2 separate regions of the Homo sapiens genome follow, and region 2 is linked to region 1. Evidence: read pairs that join two places in POLR2A ChIA-PET (ENCODE). Cell type or tissue: PC-9. All regions are shown on one strand. Each heading gives the region's core, and the rest is flanking DNA. Links, peaks and the distances in the headings are about the cores only. Region 1 overlaps ZP1 (zona pellucida glycoprotein 1). Region 2 overlaps VPS37C (VPS37C subunit of ESCRT-I).

Region 1 (4,382 bases), core at 128-4,127:
AAAGTGGCTGGCTCAGTGCCACCGGGCAGGAAGCACAAAGGGAAGGACATGGAATCCCCGAGCTGGGCCAAGTCTAGGCTGCTGCTAGCCAGGCAGGGAGAAATCTGAGCTGCTTGACCAAGATGATGACTGCTGCCCATGCTGAGGGAGTGCAGAGCTGAATGTGTTCCTTCCAGATTTGAAATCCACACCTTCCTTGCTCCCCAAGGTCCAAGTCTGCAGTGGAGTGCCCTGCAGGCGGGGACCACCGCACTTCGTAATGCCCCAGTCCTTGGCGGGCCTGCTTCACCAATGCTGCCTCTGGCTGCACAGCCCCTGGGAGGGCTGGCTCTCTCCCTTCCACCTGCCCTACTGAGGGAGACAGCAAATTCCAAGGAGGTGGGACTTGGCCAGGCAGCAGGATAATAGATGTTTGCCCTCCCTTTGTGACCCCTGGAGACCAGTGACTGGGGGCAGAGGGGAGGGCAGATTACCACCGCTTCCAGATACAGAAGGGCAGGGGCAGTGCCCTACGGGACCAGAAGCAGGAGGAGCTGACCCAACCCAGCACCCAGGAGGCCCCACTCATGGGCAGCACACAGCAGAGATGAGAACGAAGCCACACTAACCAGTGCTTCCAAGTGAAATCAGTCTACATCTGACATAATAACAGGCAGTGATTTAAGAATCTAGAGATTTGGGTATGTGATGTGAAAGATACGTTGTTCAATGGGACAAGTGCATCTGTCACCTCTGAGGCCATCTGTATATTACATAGGAGACCTAAATATACCCTGAGTTTATCTACCTTTACCTTCTGGAGAAGTTGCTGAGTTAAAGAAAATTCAAAGAATTACATGGAACACATTATCATTTCTGGAATCAGAAGTGAGGTGAGGCCACCCTAGAACACCATGACCAGAGTTCAGATTTAGGGCTGATTGCAGCACAGGCAGCATTTTCCTTCCTCCTGGTGGTGGTTATGGGTTACCTTCTTGCTGACCCGAAGCCCGCTGCTTTCCATGACACCTGGTAGACGCCAAGCCCCATCCCAGAACTTTGTCCATATAAGTTCACAGGGTGCCAGAGGGATTTGGCGACCAGCTCCTCCCACTTAACAGATGGGACCAGGCATGCGGCAGCCGGGGCTTCTTACCAGTCCTCTGAGGGCTCTCTGGGAGCCTGAGTCCAGGAGGGCGAAGGTAGCAACAGTGAATCGCTGGTAGTGCGACTGGAAAGGTGTGGCCCCGTCCAAGGCTACCATTTGGGTTCTGTAGCTGTCGCCCTTGAAAGGGCATCTGAGAAGAGAAGTCAGAGAGGCTGTTTACAGGAGGCAGAGCAGGTGGGGGGAGTGTGGGGGCACTCACCCGTCTGACAGGATGGGCCACTGGGGCTGCTGGAAGGGGTTGGCACTGGGAGCGCCCCAGCACTGGTGCAGCAGCAGGACCAGGTTGGGGTCTGTCCTCTGCAGAAGCCGGACCTCCACATGGACTGGTTCTCGGAGCAGCCTCACGATGGGATAGTCATCCTCCCCATAGTACGAGCTGAAGGTCTCGTCTGCAGGGAGAGTGACTCATGAGCCAGGGCGGGCTGTGCATCAGGGAAGTGGGGGCCAGAAGAGAGCAGGGATAGCATAGCATACCTTTGGCAATCCGCAGCTCAAGCCGCAGGGGGCCGGGCTGGGTCATAGGAGCAGGCGATGGGGGTGGGAAAATGGATGCCTGAATGGGCAGGAAGTCACTGGCGTTGAAGACACAGCGCACATGAAGCCTGAAGTCCACGTGCAAGAGGGTGGGGGAGAAGACACAGAATCAGAGCATCCTGTTTACGTAATAAACTAGGCACCAACTCCGTGGGTGCAACAAATAGGGTACTGTCCAGCAGGGCAGATGGATGCTACTTAAGCAATACTCAGCATTTCCAAGGCAGGCTCAGGAAGCTCACCCTGCCCATTCCTCTGCCCACCTGGTCTCCCTGGGATGGCTCAAGCCTGTTATGCCAGGCCCTGCACCTGGTGGGAGAATACAGCAGGATAGAGATGGGCCCTCGGGGGGCTGGCACCTTGTTGGGTCTGCCCTGGCTACCCACAGCTGCCTGCTGTGCCGTTCGAGGCCCCTGGAGCCTGACAGTTGAGGCTGGTGAATGAGCCTAGGTGCTCTGCCTCCCGACAGACCTGGATTTGAGTCTTCTTAGCATTTACAGGCTTTGGGACCACAAGCAAGTCTTCTAACCTAAGCCTCAGTGTCCTCATTTGTAAAATGGCTGTGACTGCCTCCCTTTGAGGGCACTGAGACTGAGTGAGATCACAAGATAATGCACCTGTGTCTTCATTGTCCTTGTAGTTGCAGCTGGTTTGCCACAGCCTAAAGGCCACAGTGTCTAGCATCTTCCTCACTAGCCTAAGGGCCATGGTGGCCACTCCTCCACACTCTGGTGGGGCCAACACCCTCCTAGCACCCCAGAGGCCTGGTACCAAGGAGATGCTGAGTAGGTATAGGAGGCTCACCCCTGTTCTGAAGGCCTTGTGTCTGAGGAGCTCTCTGGCCTAGTCCTGCTGGCTACAGCTGTTTCCCCCTGACTTCTGCCTCCCTCTGAGAATCCCTAGGCACTCTGTTGACCTCTGGCTGACTCCCAGAGCTCTTACATCAGAGAGTCTAAAGGCATGACACAGACTTGTCCTCCACCACTTGGCCATAAGAACATATGGGTTTTTTTAAATTAAAATAAAAAATAGAAATGGGGTCTCGCTGTGTTGCCCAGGCTAGTCTTGAACTTCCAGCAATTCTCCCACCTAGGCCTCCCAAAGCGCTGGTATCATAGGCGTGAGCTACCACCTCTGTGCTACTTAGAGCTTTAAAGCCAAATACATTTGAACTGTGACACAGTCCCCTGCTCCCCAACCCTCACGGCAGGGCGGGAAGGGGAAGGAGATGCCCAGCAACCATGCAGTGTCAAGCACAAGATTTCTACAACCCATTGGCTCCGTCCCACAGGGTGAAGGTTAGGTGCTTTGCCCCTGGTCACACAGGTTCAGAGCCAGGCATGACAGACAGATTCCCTCGGGTCACCCCCACTGGCATCCTGGGCACCTGGGTTGGTTTTGCCTCTTGAGTCAGCAGGTCCAGGAGGCCCCTAACAATGAGGGGTTCCTCCCCCACCCAGTTCCTCTCCCACCACATCCTCAGAGAGGTATCTTCAGCTTCATCTGTGGCTTCTTAACCTGACATTAGGAGGGGCAACAGCCGTAGCCTCAGCCTCCTCCTGGGACCTGGAAGGGGACACTTTCAGTTGCTTTGAGCTTGGTTCTTGGAGAGACCAAGACAGGGCTCTCTCAGGACTCCAGCTCTCTCAGGACTGGCCCTGGGCTTCTAGCCAAGCCCTGCAGGCCAGGCATGGAAGGGCTCCACTTAACACTCATGTCTGCCCTGAGAGAGGGACATTTCCCCTGCCCAGCAGGGGAGGCTGGGAAGAGGTGGGCCCCTTGCCTAAGATCACATAGCCGGGTAACAGCAGAGCCTGGGTTTGAGCTGAGATGGCTCCGAAGCCTGTACTGAGCTCGCCTGTGCCCCTGACACCCTAGCACACAGCCACGCCTGTAGGAGGAGGGCTGCCCTTACTGGAAGGTGCTGTCCCGCGTGATGGAACCCTGTGGCCCCTTTTGGATGTGGATGCCAGACACCAGCCAGTTCTCATAGATGAGCTGGTCGCCAGCCACCTGTAGGAAGAGACAGCTGGGTGAGGCTTTCTGGTGGGGGACCAGGCCCCAGCCTGTGGTCCCGGCTCCTACCTGCATTGTGGTTCCACAGTGGGTGAGAGGGAAGTAGAAGACCACGAAAGCTTCCGTGTGCTGTGTTGGGGAGCAGCTGGTGGGGGCATAGGCCAGGTGGATGTTGGCCAGTGTGATCCTGTGTGTCAAGGCCATTTCTTGGGACACCACGAGGACGAAGTAGCCATCTCTGAAGCACTGGACAGTAGCTGGGACAAAGGCAGATGAGGGCCTTGGGGTTTGGTGTCCATCCAGCACAGAGACGGGATGGCTGGGTGACAGCCAGGCTTTAAGTGCCGGTCTAGGAGAATGGACGCTTACTCTCCACTTAGGCTGGTGTTGGCCCCAGCAAACCCTTTATGGACTGATTTTCTCATCCATGTGACAAATGAGTTGAACTACACTCTAAAAGTAGGTTCACCATATAATCTGTCATCCAAACCAGGGCGTTTCAGATCTGAAAGTCCAGATGTGTGTAAGGTAGATCTATTAATAGTTCCCTGGGACAGTTGTTATAAGGCCAGCTGGGACATGTGACCGCCCCATCTAAAGGTCTCCTCTGCCATCTGCTCTGGGAGTTGGGCTCTCCAGGAGGAGGATAGGAAGCAGTTTCCACCAGCTGGAGGAGACAGCTCTC
Region 2 (4,382 bases), core at 383-4,382, 270 kb before region 1:
ATTTGGGTTTGGATTTGGGGTGTGCTGCCAGTGTTCCTCCCAGGGTTCTGCTCCAGCCCAGGCCATCTGCAGGCTGCTCTTTCCCTGCTCTAGCTCTAGCTTTTACTTACTTTCTTTTCTTTTTTTTTTTTTGAGACCGAGTCTTGCTCGGTTGCCCAGGCTGGAGTGCAGTGGCATGATCTCTGCTCACTGTAACCTCCACCTCCCAGGTTCAAGTGATTCTGGTGCCTGGGCCTCCGGAGTAACTGGGATTACAAGTGTGTGCCACCACGCCGGGCTAATTTTGTATTTTCAGTAGAGACAGGGTTTCAACATGTTGGCTAGGCTGGTCGCGAACTCCTGACCTCAGGTGATCTGCCTACCTTGGCCTTCCAAAGTGCTGGGATTATAGGCATAAGCCACTGCACCTGGCCCAGCTTTTACTTATTTTCATTATTTTATTTCATTTTACAATTTTTACAATCAGATGCTATATTGCCTAGGCTGGTCTTGACCTCCTGGCCACAAATGAGCCTTCTACCTTGGTCTCCCAAAGTGTTGGGATTACAGGTGTGAGCCACCGTGTCCGACCTGGCTCTGGGGCTTTTAGACCAAGGGTTTTGGAGCGGTAAGGTGAGGTGTGGACAGAATGCAGGTTTGAATTTTGGCTCTGCTGTTTGCTGGCTGTGACTGTAACCTTTCTGATACCCTGTCTGCATATGACATGGCTGCTGCTACCTCTCCTTGTAAGGGGAGAACAGCTCAGGGAAAACTGACGTTGCATGTACTCAGAAACCAGGGGTCTCCACTGTGATAGGACTGGCATAGAGCTGTCATCTTCTCAAAATCTGGCCCTGGACCAACTGTGTCAGTCTCTCCAGGAGGGATTCCGGATTTCCGGGCCCTGCCCTGACCTACTAATGCAGAGCTCTGTGGGAGGGGCTGGCCACCTGTATGGTCAGTGAGCTTTGCTGGAATTCAGGTGCACACTGAAGTTTGGCAATCCCTGCTTAGAGGTTGGGGGCCACTTTTAACCCTCAAGACATAACAAATACTGGTCTCGTCCCTGTATGGATAGTTCTTTATCAGTGGCCATATGATTTGTTGTTTAAACCAGGGCACCCTTGAGTGGGTGGGGGGAGGGTCCCCTGAGGAGTGCACTGGGACTTCCTGGTACATGGGAACATGTGGTCGTTTCTCAGTCCTCCTCTTACCTTTCTGATGGCCCTAGGAGATGCCGTTCGCTTCCTACTGCAAATGGGGAAACTGAGACCTGGAGAAGGGTGCATCTGACCACACAGCTATAACCTTGGTCCTTGATTCTAGAACGCTTTCTCAGCTGGGTTGTCAGCCTTGGCTCACCCTAGCTGAGTGCTGGTGCAGGTGGGCTGTGGAGGACCCTAGATTTCTGTGGTGCTGGAATCTTTTGAAAACTAACATAATCTTTGTGATGAGAAAAAACAACATTAAAGCTATGGAGCTGGACATGGTGGCACACACCTGTAATCCCAGCACCTTGGGAGGCCAAGGCAGGAGAATTGTTTGAGCCCAGTAGTTCGAGACCAGCCTGGTCAAAATAGTGAGACCCTGTCTCTACAAAAAATTTAAAAATTAGCTGGAGGTGGTAACGCACACCTATAGTGCCAGCTATCGGGAGGTTGAGGTGGGAGGATCATTTGAGCCCAGGAGATCAAGGCTGCAGTGAGCCCTGTTTGCACCATTGCTTTCCAGCCTGGGCAACAGAGCCAGACCATGTCTCAAAAAAAAAAAAAAAAAAAAGCTATGGAATGCACCTCTGGAAGAGATACAAACCAGATGAAAATGGAGGACCCTGTCAGCAGAAAGGAAGCAGGTGCCGGGTGTATTTGTGCTTCCTCTCTTCAGTCCCTGGGGTTCCCTCCTGGGCCTGGCTGTGACCCATCTACCACACAGACAATCGATGGCCCTCTAGGCAGAGTGACAGGGAGAGGGCCGCTGACACTAGCTCTCTGTCAAAGCGATGTCCTCTTTGGGTCGGTCAATTTCTTTCCTTCCTGATTGCCTGCTAGGCCAAATGGCTGATTTTTTTTTTTTTCCTGCTTCTATGAGGATGCGCATATGACAGTCCATTTTGGTGGCACATGGAGAGGGCTGCAGTTAAGGGGAATTCTGGAGGGAAACCTGAGGTTTCTGGAGCACTAAATATAACAAGCAGTGACATAGTTGAACCAGTGATGTCGAAGCCAGCAAAGCCCCCATGTGTGGAGCTTGGTGTATTTCTGGTTCAGACAGAAATAGACACCTACCAGAGGGCATGATGGCATCAGTGCTTGCGGGCAGCCTTGGGCCAAACTTAGTCTCCATCCCTGCTGCCTGGCCCTCTCCTCCTGCCTTTTCCTCTCTGCTCCTTGGGGAGCTCCATCTAGCACCCGAGGATTGTGGTTTTGCTTCTGGCTGCAAGTACTTTCACATATCCTGTTGCTCATGAGAGGGTGGAGGGAGCAGCTCCTTGATCTCCCTGGGGAGGGGGTGGGCTGAGCCGCAGGAATGTGCTCTCAGAGATTTCTGCCTCTCCTCGAGCCTCCCGGTGGAGTGGTATTATCGCAGGAAAACTCCAGTTTGTTTTTGATAAATCATATGTACAGGCTCGGGGGTCCCTTCGTCTTGGGCTGCCTGTTCGTTACTTTGGTGTCACTGTGTTCACAGGGAAGGATGGAGACGCTGAAGGATAAGACCCTGCAGGAGCTGGAGGAGTTGCAGAATGACTCGGAGGCGATTGACCAGCTGGCCCTGGAGTCCCCTGAGGTAGAGGGAGGCTGGTATGGGACCCAACAGAGGCCAGCAGATGAGGCTTGTTAAGAGGCGCTTTTTAAGGATGCTGGCTTATTGGAAGTTTTGGCCAAATTCATCTCCCTTTTCTGTGAACTTCATCCTGGTTTGGACTCAGAGGAATCCCTGAGGCTTCAGACCAGTTCCTGGGAGTTCTTGGGAGTGCTGGGGAGTCCACTGCCTCCTGGTGCCTTCCCAGGACCCAGATACCCCAGGAGTCCCCACACTGTCGTTCCAGCCCAAATCTGGAGGCAGCTCCTCAAAGCACTGGTATGGTTTTGTACCCACTTTTCCCCAAGAGCCTTGTGCGATCCCATATCTCCAGGTGACTCTAAGGCTTCTAGGAGCCATTCTTGGGCTGAGATCTAGCTCGTCTCCCATTTGATCCTGTTTCTCCTCATAACTGGCCCCTAATCCTCTAGTTCTTAATCACAGACTCCTTGAGGAAAGAAACAGAATCCTGCCTGTGCAGAGATTTACACTTAATAAAGGACATTCCCTGCCCCTAGCATCTCCTGTGACCCTGGGATGTCCCCTGTGAGATGGGAGAGGTCAGGCCACACAGCCAGAAATATCCACGGTCACCCATTGAGTGGCTGCAGCTCATCCGTTGTGCTGGAAGCTCCCGCTTCCTATACCTAATGTGAGGGAGAGACACACACGCAAGCAATGCCAGCTCCTTTGATTTGCATTTGGAGTACATGTTTACTTGCACGGATGAGCAGGTATGGTGTGTCTCTTCTGTGAACTTGTATTTTGAAAAAAATAATGACGTTCCCCCATCCAGTGTCTCCGTGCTTCCATGCCATGGGGGGCGCCAGGCCGGTGAGTCCCCTGCTCCTGTTTCTGCTTGTGCTCTTGCTGCCTGCTGCCTGCTCTACTGCCTAAGTGAGGAATCTTAACTGGGGTTGGAGGTGACTGAACATTGGGTTGAAAAGATCTCCTGGTGGGGAGATTGTGAGGAGAGGTGGACACCATGGGCCACATCCTACCACCCTAGGGCTTTTTTAGTCCTCAGCAAGGACGTGGAGCAAAGCTTGCTTGTCGAAGCCCCAGGGCTGACTCAAATGGCTTGTGAGGCTGTGAGCTCTGCCAGGGCGTTGCTCCTGCCCAGCCTGGTGCTGGGCACAGTGCAGCTCTGCCTGCGTTCCTTTGTCACATATTAAGCACTGTGAGCATGGTGCCATGGGAAGCCCAAGGCCTGCTTCTAGAGTGTGCAGAGCTGAGCAGGCTGACAGAATCGTGACAAAGCAGAGAATCATGGAAAATGTGAGCAGAAGCGACCTCTTGGGCAGAAGGCACTTGAATTTTGTGGTGTGCAGCCACACCTGTCCCATCGATCTGAACTCTCTGAGGGGAAAAAACACTCGTGGATCAGGTAGAAATGAAGCAGGACAAGCCACTTAGACTTCAGACCATTGGCAAACTTTTTTATCGTGGGCTATAAGACAGTCATTGAGTCACAGTGGGATTGTGAGAAGAGACAGGAGCTCTCTATTAGTTCGGGACATGGACACGGCTAGGAGAGAAGGGAGTTGGCAGGGGCTCTCTCCGTGTAGAAGAGTGTGCATAGAGGGGTGTGTGGAGGGGAGCTG

The links. ChIA-PET counts read pairs that join two places held together with the same protein. Peaks named below come from ENCODE experiments on the same cell type or tissue, not always from the same donor. Only the 100,000 strongest peaks of a DNase experiment are listed, where the experiment ranks them.
Region 2: POLR2A ChIA-PET joins it to region 1 with 9 read pairs; 3 of 35 experiments call an interaction of 5 or more read pairs at or near these places.

What each region holds. Positions count from the first base shown.
Region 1 is chr11:60,870,529-60,874,910 of GRCh38, reverse strand. ZP1 (zona pellucida glycoprotein 1) reads right to left here. Exons shown (of 12, transcript NM_207341.4): 5 at 3,767-3,954; 6 at 3,597-3,694; 7 at 1,622-1,749; 8 at 1,347-1,536; 9 at 1,136-1,277. Among named protein-coding and RNA genes, the nearest start is that of ZP1, 5.2 kb to the right of the region's middle. In PC-9, for the core only: no CTCF peak of the experiment used is centred there; a DNase peak (open chromatin) is centred at 2,580.
Region 2 is chr11:61,137,118-61,141,499 of GRCh38, reverse strand. It overlaps VPS37C (VPS37C subunit of ESCRT-I), which reads left to right. Exons shown (of 5, transcript NM_017966.5): 2 at 2,665-2,763. The coding sequence starts at 2,671. Among named protein-coding and RNA genes, the nearest start is that of VPS37C, 22 kb to the left of the region's middle. RefSeq lists enhancers at 3,389-3,889, 3,890-4,382. In PC-9, for the core only: no CTCF peak of the experiment used is centred there; no DNase peak of the experiment used is centred there.